2 separate regions of the Homo sapiens genome follow, and region 1 is linked to region 2. The links are chromatin contacts, found by Hi-C in ENCODE. All regions are on one chromosome and are shown on one strand. The core of a region is the stretch at or near the end of the contact, and the rest is flanking DNA. Distances in the headings are between cores, read along the strand shown.

Region 1 (5,115 bases), core at 501-3,000, 510 kb before region 2:
TCAGGAGCTCTGAGTGGGACCCAACAACCTATGATTTAGTAAGTTATTTAGATGATTTTGAATGCACACTGAAGTTTCAGACCCACTTCCCTAGATAATAATTAGGTTGCTGTCACCCTAGTATGACATTGAAGGGATATGGTACCCAACTTTTTGCCACACTTTCAAATTTTGCCTATTTTTTTCATAGCAAGTAAAAATGTTAATATTTTGTACTCTTGATTTTGCCCAGGTTTTGCAAATGCCTCATAATGTCACTTCTACATTTAGGGTCATCTGTCCCTGACATCACAGGAACCTTTATTGGATGAGTCCCAGATATTTTAAAAGGAAAATGCTAATGTTATATTTTCATAAAATAATTTTATGCATATTATTTTCATACAATTTATGGGGAAATTCGAGACATGTGGGTTGTAAGCCAAATTATAATGGAGTCCACTAAACTCTATATTTGCCATGTTAGGCTTCGGAAGACTTAGAAGAGATTTCATAAGGCGTGAACACATATTTCTTCTGCATAATAAATGTTACTGTTGAGTAAATAGTTAACATTGATTCTTTTGTTGCACATCCTAACAAAATTATGGTTAAGGTGTGCTAACACGACTAATTTCTAATCTCAGCTTTTACAACTTTGTTCTGCCTTTATACAGTACTGCCAAACTACAGTCTGAGGAGAAGGAGAACTTCTAGCAGTAAAATGTCCTATTTCACACTGGTTCTCATGAGTCATCTCAATAATATGTTGTTTTCAAGGTCAACAGCTGGCAGGAAACAGCACAGAAGAAATAATACATGCAGTTTTAAACTTGCATTCTATACAATGGTATACACACAGAAATCTTTATGCAATCAGTATACATAAGGCTGTTTATGCTTTTTAAATTTTTGCTTCTTAAATTTGCTGCTCTTTGTGACTACTTCTCTTGGTAGCCGTGGGCATGGTATAATATTTGTCTAGCAAACCGAAAAAAAAAAGCAAATACATTTATTTTTAAAAGTCCTCCTTCAAGTTACGTACATGTTTATTGTAGAAAATTTAGAAAACACAATCTAAAAGCAAAAATATCAACATCGCTCTAAATTCTACCTTCTGGAATAACCACATTAATATTTTTATCTTCATATGAAAATATATGTTTATGTTAATGTATGTTTTAATGTTAATGAACATATATCTCATTCAGAAAAGGGCTAAGAAAACAATTTCTAAGCAGAAGTACTGAAATGAATTGTACAAACATCACATAATAATTTGCATTTTTAAAGTATCATGGTAAAAATGCCTATGCCTAAGGATTCATTTGCACAAACACAGATTCCAAATATACCAATGAAAAAGCTGAGTTTTTGATCACAGCAATGCATCATTGTTTATTTTATTTAGTCTCAGCTAGCCTGAAAATTACCATTTTACCCAGTGGATTATTCACCCATTGTGTGGTAGAAAAAGACAAATGTTGTCACCAAACAAGATGATACAGTATTTCCTTTTATTCATAAAATCACCTTGAAAAACAGAAGTGATTCATGAATAAAAAAATCTATAGCAGCACTGGAGACAAAGCAGTGTCATTATTATACTTAAAATTGGAGAAATTTCTTAAAAACATACAGTAGTTAGCAGGATTAGTGCTAGAAACCATAGTGAAATGCAAAGCATTGAGTCAGCAGGGTTAGTAATGGGAGCTGGTCATGGGTCAAATAGTGAGTCAATTCACTGAAGAATTGTGCAACAGTTGGGCCAGTCCCAACTTGACTATTCTTTAGCCTGCAGGCTAAATCATGTTAGAAGAATTAAATAAAGTAGAATTTTTGACTCAGAAAATGAAGCCTTAGCATGAACTCCTGAACTGGAGTAAGGCAAAAAGGTAAAATTTGACCGTTAGAATGGACATCAAGAAAATGACAAGGACATTGCAGCTCCATGCTAAGAGTTGGGCCACACTCACACTTTTCTTATTTCACCATTTGAGGAAAGTCTGTAGATTATCTCTTTGCTTTTTATCTATGGGCCTTTCAAAAACAGCTGCCCTTTTTTTTCCTGGCAAGAAGCATTCCTGTAAGTTTTTCCCTGTCACACTTATGGAGCTCTAAAGTTACAACTCTCTTTCAAGGGGTAGTTCTCTATAGTAAAGAAGGCTTGAAAATGGCCAGGGAGCCCCATGACACCCACAATGGTGAGGCAAGTCTTTCATTTATAAATGTGAATACAAAATTTGCCAGACATTTTGAGGAAAACCAAGAGCAAATTTTAGTGAGGGACACTAAAATGAATACAAAAATACAGAGAAAAAAGAAACATATTCCTTAAATAATTTGTAATTAATACTTCCAAATAGATTTGAAAGGTTATTGCATACAAAAAATGGAACTATCAGAAAAAGAGAGCATTCTTAGAAATCAAAAACATGACACAAGGATATTTTTGAAAAAGAACTCAATGGTTGGACTGAAGATAAATGACGTATTTGTAGAATGACTTAATGACTGGAAGACAAAGTAGAAAGAAATTAACTGTTTTAGGAACTAAGCAAGGAGGTGAAAAATAGGAGAAAAAGTAGTTAAGAAAAATATGTAGTAGATTTTGTGTTCTTTGTGGCTGCTCAGCAATTTTGAACATCCTTACTATGTTTGAAAAATTTCTCATGAGTCTCACCAAGATAAAGGCCAGAAAGTTGTCTTCCCCATCTCTCTTGCTATTTAAAGGTAAATTTGATTAGTTAAAAATTAATATTGAAAACTCTAGGGCAGTCCTTACTCAATTATTTTTACAAAGAAGTATAATTAATATGCTAAAGGATGAGATAATGGAGAATTATAAAATGCTCAATTAAAACCAGGCAAGACAGAAAAAGAGGGAAGAGAAAGGAACAAAAAATAAGTGGAATAAATAGAAAACAATTATAAACAAGGTAGATGTTAGCCAAACTATATCAGTAACCATTTAAAATGTGAATGGTCTAAATGCACCAATTAAAAGACAGATATGTCAGAGCGGATAAAATATCAAAACCCAACTAAACACTGCTTACCAGAAAGCCACCTTAAATATGAAGACACAGAGTAAAACTAAAATAATAAGAAAGATGGACTATGCTAACACTAATAAAAAGAAAAGAAAGCGGCACTTTAGGAGGGCCAAGGTGGGAGGATTCCTTGAGCCCAGAAGTGCAAGACCAGCTTGGGGAACATAGGGAGACCATGTCTCTGTAAAATATTTGAAAATCAGCCAGGCATATTGGTGTGTGCCTGTGGTCCCAGCTACTTAGGAGGCTGAAGTGGGAGGATCACTTAAGCTCAGAAAGTTGAGGCTACCGTGAGCCATGATTGTGCCACTGTACTGCAGACAATAAGACTCTGTCTAAAAAAAAATTAAAAAGCCTTTTGGCTCTGACCAGCACCATGGCAGTTGGCAAGAACAAGTGCTTTATGAAAGGCAGCAAAAAGGGAGCCAAGAAGAAAGTGATTGATCAATTTTCTAAGAAAGATTGGTATGATGTGAAAGCACTTGCTATGTTCAATATAAGAAATATTGGAAAGACGCCATCACCAGGACCCAAGGAACCAAAATTGCATCTGATGGTCTCAAGGGTCATGTGTTTGAAGTGAGTCTTGCTGATTTGCAGAATGATGAAGTTGCATTTAGAAAATTCAAGCTGATTACTGAAGATGTTCGGGGCAAAAACTGCCTGACTAACTTTCATGGCATGGATCTTACCCATGACAAAATGTGTTCCATGGTCAAAAAATGGCAGACAAGATTGAAGCTCACATTGATGTCAAGACTACCGATGGTTACTTGCTTCATCTGTTCTGTGTTGGTTTTACTAAAAAACACAACAATCAGATACAGAAGACCTCTTATGCTCAGCACCAACAGGTCCGCCAAATCCAAAAGAAGATGATGGAAATCATGACCTGAGAGGTGCAGACAAATGACTTGAAAGAAGTCGTCAACAAATTGATTCCAGACAGCATTGGAAAAGACATAGAAAAGGCTTGCCAATCTATTTATCCTCTCCATGATGTCTTCGTTAGAAAAGTAAAAATGCTGAAGAAGCCCAAGTTTGAATTGGGAAAGCTCATGGAGCTTCATGGTGACAGCAGTAGTTCTGGAAAAGCCATTGGGGATGAGACAGGTGCTAAAGTTGAACGAGCTGAGGGATATGAACCACCAGTCCAAGAATCTGTTTAAAGTTCAGACTTCAAATGGTGGCAAATAAAAAGTGCTATTTGTGAAAAAAAAAAAAAAAAAAAGAAGAAAGAAAGAAAAAAGGAAAAAGCTAGAGTAGTTATTTTGATTTCAGGAAAAAAGTAACCTTCAGAAAAAAATTATTAGGAATAAAGGCATGCATTATGCAATGGTAAAGGCATCAATTCTCTAAAAATACATAACAATCAGTGTGTGTGCAGCTAACTAAGAACAGACCATCAAAGTACATTAGGCAAAAACTGATAGAACTGTAAAAAGAAATAGATAGATCCACTATTAGATGTGGAGAATTCATCTGTTAGCAGAAGGTTAATAATGCATAGATCAAGCAGGTTGAAAATTAGTAAGACTATAATTGACCAGAATAGCACTATCAATCAATGTGATCTAACTGACAATTACAGGATACTCTATCCAATAACAGCTAAATATACATTCTTCTCAAGTTCACATAGAACATTTGCCAAGGTGGACCACAATCTGGGTCATAAAACACCACCTTAAAAACTTGCAAAGAATAGAAATCATACAAAATATGCTCTCAGACCATGATAGAATTCAACTAGATCAGTAAAAGAAAAATAACTGGAGAATTCCCAAATGTTTGGAGATTAAACAACACCCATCTAAATAACACATGATTGGCCAAGGCGGGCAGATCGAGGTCGGGAGATTGAGACCATCCTGGCTAACATGGCGAAACCCTGTCTCTACTAAAAATACAAAAACTTAGCCAGTCGTGGTGGCACGCACTTGTAGTCCCAGCTACTCAGGAGGCTGAGGCAGGAGAATCCCTTAAACCCAGGAGGCAGAGGTTGCAGTGAGCTGAGATCGTACCACTGCATTCCAGCCTGGGCGACAGAGCGAGACTCCATCTCTAAATAAATAAATAAATA
Region 2 (5,575 bases), core at 2,308-4,807:
TAAAAGAACTACAGAATCAAGAACAAATCAACCCCAAAGCTAACAGAAGACAAAAAAATAACCAAAATCAGTTGAACTGAAGGAGACCGAGACATGAAGAACCATTCAAAAGATCAACAAATCCAAGAGTTGGGTTTTTGAAAAAAAAAGAAAAAGAAAAGAGAAAGGATAAAAATAAACACAATTAGAAATGACAAAGGGGATATTACCACTGACCCCACAGAAATACAAGTAACCATCAGAGAATATAATGAACACTTCTATGCACACAAACCAGAAAATCTAGAAGAAATGAACAAGCTCCTGGAAACATACACTCTCCCAAGACTGAACCAGGGAGCAATTGAATCCCTGAGCAGACCAATAATGAGTTCTGAAATAGAATCAGTAATAAATAGTCTACCAACAAAAAAGGCCCAGGACCAGAAGGATTCACAGTCAAATTCTACCAGATGTACAAAAAAGAGCTCGTACCATTTCTACTGAAACTATCACAAAAAATTAAGGAGGGAGTCCTCCACAACTAAATGTATGAGGCTAGCATCATCATGTTACCAAAACCTGGCAGAGACACAACGAAAAATGAAAACTTCAGATTAGTATCCTTGGTAAACATTGATGCAAAAATTATCAACAAAATACTAGCAAACTAAATCCAGCAGCACATCAAAAGTGAATCTATCATGATCAAATAGGCTTTACCTCTGGGATGCAAGGCTGGTTCAACATATACAAATCAATAAACATGATTCATCATCTAAACAAAACTAAAGACAAAAACCACATGATCATCTCAATAGATGCTGGAAAGGGTTTTGATAAAATTCAACATCTCTCCATGTTAAAAACTCTCAACAAACTAGGTACAGAAGGAACATATCTCAAAATAATAAGAGCTGTCTGTGACAAAACCACAGCTAACATCACACTGAATGGGCTAAAGCTGGAAGCATTCTCCTTGAAAATTGGCACAAGACAAGGATGCCCTCCCTCACCATTCCTATTCAACATAGTATTGGAAGTCCTGGCCAGAGCAATCAGGCAAGACAAGGAAAGCCCATCCATATAGGAAGAGAGGAAGTCAAACTATCCCTGTTTGCAGACGATATGAGCCTGTATGTAGAATACCCCATAATCTCTGCCCAAAAGCTCCTTGAGTTTATAAACAACTTCAGCAAAGTTTTGGGATGCAAAATCAATGTAAAAAAATCACTAGCATTCCTACACACTAACAGTTAAGCAGAGAGCCAAATCAGGAATGCAATCCCATTCCCAACTGCCAATACCTAGGAATACAGTTAACCAGGAAGGTGAAAGATCTCTAAAATAAGAATTACAAAACACTGATCAAATAAATCAGAGATGACACAAACAAATAGAAAAACATTTCATGCTTATGGATCAGAAGAATCAATATCATTAAAATGGCCATACTATCCAAAGCAACTTACAGGTTCAGTGGTACTCTTATCAAACTACCAATGACATTCTTCACAGAACTAGAAAAAATATTTTTAAATTCATATAGAACCAAAAAAAGAGCCAGAATAGCCAAGGCAAATGTCCAGAATGGCAACTAATAAAAAAGAACAAATCAGAGGCATCACGCTACCTGACTTCAATCTGTACTACAGGGCTACGGTAACTAAAGCTGCATGGTACAGGTACAAACACAGACACACAGACCAATGGAACAGAATAGAAAGCATAGAAATAAGTCGGCAATGGACATAGATTTCATGACAAAGACGCCAAAACAATTGCAACAAAAGCAAAAATTGATAAATGGGATCTAGTTAAACTAAAGAGCTTCTGCACAGCAAAAGAAACTATCAACTGAGTAAACAGTCAATCTACAGAGTGGAAGAAAATATCTGCAAACTACGCATCTGACAAGTCTAATGTCCAGCATCAATAGGGAAATTAAATTTACAAGAAAAAAATCAACCCCATTAGAAAGCGGGCAAAGAACAAGAACAGACACTTTTCAAAAGAAGACACAGAAGGCTAACAAGCATATGAAAAAAGCTCAATATCACTGATCATTAGAGAAATGCAAATCAAAACAACGATGAGATAGAATCTCACACCAGTCAGAATGGCTATTATCAAAAATAAAAAATAACAGATGCTGGAGAGGTTGTCGAGAAAAGGGAATGCTTATACACTGTTGGTGGGAGTGTAAATTAGTTCAACCATTATGGAAAGCAGTTGGCAATTCCTTGAAAAGCTGAAAACAGAACTACCAATTGATCCAGCTATCCCATTACTGGGAATATATCCAAAGGAATAGAAATCATTCTGTCATAAAGATCCACATGCATAAGTATGTTCATTGCAGCACTATTCACAATAGCAAAGACATGGAATCAACCTAAATGCCCATCACTGGTAGACTGGATAAAGAAAATGTTGTACATATACACCATGGAATACTCTGAAGCCATAAAAATGAAGGAGATCATGTCCTCTGCAGGGACATAAATGGAGCTGGAAGCCATTATCCTTAGCAAACTAATGTGGGAACAAAAACCAAATATCACATGTTCTCACTTATAAGTGGCAGCTAAATGATGAGAACCCATGGACACAAAGAATGGAACAAGAGACACTGGGACATACCAGAGGGTGCAGGATCAGAGGAGTGAGATGAACAGAAAAAAGATTACTATTGGGTAGTAGGCTTAGTACCTGGGTAATGAAATAATCTGTACAACAAACTCCCATGGCACAATTTTCCCCATATAACAAACCTGCACATGGACTCTGAACCTAAAATAAAAGCGTTTAAAAATTTTAAAAAAGGAAATAATATAGTCAGAAAAGACCATGTATTATACTAGTCTATTTATGTGAAACGTCCAGAGGGGCAACTTTTTAGAGACAGAAAGTAGATGAGTGATTGTTTACAGTGGAGGCAGGGGAGGTTGTTGATTGTTGTGAGGCAATTGTGGAGTGATAGCTAAAGGGTACAAGGTTTTCTTTTCGGGTAATTAGAATTTGCTGAAACTGATTGTGGTAACAGTTGCACAATTCTGTGAATATACTAAAACAATTGAATTGTACACATTAAATGGCTACATTTTATGGTATATGAACTTTATCACAATAAAACTGTTACGAAAAAAGTTTCCAATGTAACAAAATGATAATCAGCCTTCAGCTGAAATTCTATCAACTTCAAACAATATTTTATTCAACAAACTTAGATTTAGACAGTTTTAAAAAATACCTTGTACAAAGATTGTGTGTGCAAATAGTAGTTTGGTGAGAACAAATGCTATTCTCAAATTGCCTATTTAGGTGCCAGGGAATTTGACCAAAAAAATCACAACTCCAGAATTACACTGATAAACAGCAGACTTTCACATGAATGCCTTCTGCCCCTTCTAAGTTTTTTTTTTTGTTTCATTGTGAAAGGCCTAACTGTCTGGAATTTCACTTATGGTGTGACGCAAATAGGATTTCTTAAAGACAGGAAGGTTCAATAGCAGAAAGATGATTAGTCAGTGGAGAGGAATTTCTAACATCCTGGTTGACTTTTAGCAGAGTCTACTCACTTTCTTTTCTCTTTCAGTGTTACTATGGGGATCATGGAACTATAACCACATGTGATTTAGACAGGAAGTGTCTTAAACTTTATTAGAAACAAAAGAGCAGAGGGCAGCAGCACCAAGTGGTGAGCAGGACTGGACCCCAGAGCCGGAGGTCCATTCTTGGCCCTGTCAAGGGTCACTGGGTGAGGCTGGTGACTTGTTTATGTCTCTCAGGCTGACTTTCCTGTTTGTTATACATTTTCAGAGCAGATCCTGGGAAAATATGTATCAGCTTATTGACTTTAAGTGTTTTTAGAAAACTCTCTACAATAGAGTTCTCACTTTAATTAAAAAAATTAAAAACAACACTATAGTATGACACTCCATTATCAAGTAAGTTTAAATAGGGGAGATAGAAAAACATTGTTACTGGCTACATCTGAACGGTCTAGAGGTAAATAGTTATTCTAAAAATAAATGTATTTTAGGTGTAATCTTTTATGTTGTTTAAGGAGATTATACTAGGGACTGATGAGAAAATTTCTGAATAGTTACCTGTAGATCCCACTTCATGTGAAATTGAATACTTTGGTCCATATGACAAACTAATGGCTGAGGGAAATGCCATTACGAAAAACCGTGTATGTGCACATTCACATGTGTGTATGCATGTTTGTAATGTGCTCATAACTTAGACATAGTATTTGTAAGAATTCAGCTATTGCAACAGGACAAGAGACACAATTAGCAACATTATCCAGTAGTCTAAGTGTCTTTTGTATAAGCTATTCAGAATTTTAAATGTTAAGGTAATTTAAAAAATAAGATGTCTAGTTTGCTAGTAAACTTAGCATTCATGTTGGCCATTTGTGAAACATTATTTTAAGTGATTATTTAAATCCTTTAAATTGTAATGTATGATTGTCTAGACTTCACCCTTGTAAGACCGGGTATGACGCTGTTAGACAGTGGCATTCTGAGATATTCCTTCTGAGTACAGAGTGAATACTTTCTGACAAAATGGATTTAAAATATTCCTTACACTGGTACAACTCAAAGAAGAGCTCAGATTCAACAAGAAGCAGGAAACCTTGGTTCCTCATTCCCACTCCATCTGTCTTCCTCACATCCAGTCATTTTTCCTCATACAGGAAAAATGTGTGTGACACAGATTCCATGTGTGTATTTTGTGAATATATACAGAGCATTAATGATGGAGAGTAAGAGAGCTGCAGCATCATACTGACTGTTCTTGGGTTAGGGGAAAAGAAGCTGAACTCATGTTACAGGTTGGTCATAGGATCCGAGTCCAGCTCAGCTCAACTGTGACTCACAGAGAGGAGTCTGTTCCATCAGCTCCATGCTGAAAGAGGCAGTCACAGTCAGTGGTAAGCTGGTTCAGCAGAGCCAATGTCCCTTATGGTTCATTGTCTATAAAGTCCCTGTTAGAGGATTCCTATTCTAGCAAGTGGAGTTAGCAATATCACAGCAAATTCTTACCCTGCCTTCAAAAATTCTAAGTCTGTGAGCACAGATGTTGTGTAGAACTTTTATCGAATTAGGAATTGTAGCATTTATTATTATATATATTTTTGAGACAGAGTCTCACTCTGTCACCCAGGCTGGAGTGCAACTGCACGATCTCAGGTTACTGCAACCTCCGCCTCCTGGATTCAAGTGATGCTCTTTCCTCAGCCTCCCCAGTAGCTGGGGTTACAGGCATAAGCCACTATGCCTGGCTCATTTTTCTATTTTTAGTAGAGACGGGGTTTCACCACATTGGCCAGGCTGGTTTGGAACTCCTGACCTCAAGTGATCTGCCTGCCTCAGCCTCCCAAAGTGCTGGGATTACAGGCATGAGCTACCATGCCTGGCCTGTAGAATATATCATAAAATGTTAAATGAGGAGGGGTGGAAGGTGTATTCTGAAAAGTCTGACATTTCCTAGGAAAATATGTATTTTTCATGTTAAATCCCATATTACTCCATACTATCTGGACTAATTATATCAGGAATGCTCTATTTGTTTAGGTAAATTC

The links. A loop is a pair of places that touch in the nucleus more often than their neighbours do. Pooled maps may share reads with other maps.
Region 1: a map of MCF 10A shows a loop between it and region 2 (6-fold over the local background). The contact joins two enhancer-like sites. A Hi-C loop is called at or near these places in 2 of 168 maps with a recorded cell type or tissue (MCF 10A and endothelial cell of umbilical vein) and 2 of 50 pooled maps.

What each region holds. Positions count from the first base shown.
Region 1 is chr7:94,694,111-94,699,225 of GRCh38, reverse strand. It overlaps the pseudogene RPS3AP25. Among named protein-coding and RNA genes, the nearest start is that of PEG10, 40 kb to the right of the region's middle. Within about 2 kb of position 1,750, at least 7 of the 41 ENCODE cell types and tissues checked have a DNase peak (open chromatin) inside an H3K27ac peak, as active enhancers do; they include endothelial cell of umbilical vein, where a contact is called at or near this core.
Region 2 is chr7:94,181,518-94,187,092 of GRCh38, reverse strand. No RefSeq gene overlaps it. Among named protein-coding and RNA genes, the nearest start is that of BET1, 180 kb to the right of the region's middle. Within about 2 kb of position 3,557, at least 10 of the 41 ENCODE cell types and tissues checked have a DNase peak (open chromatin) inside an H3K27ac peak, as active enhancers do; they include endothelial cell of umbilical vein, where a contact is called at or near this core.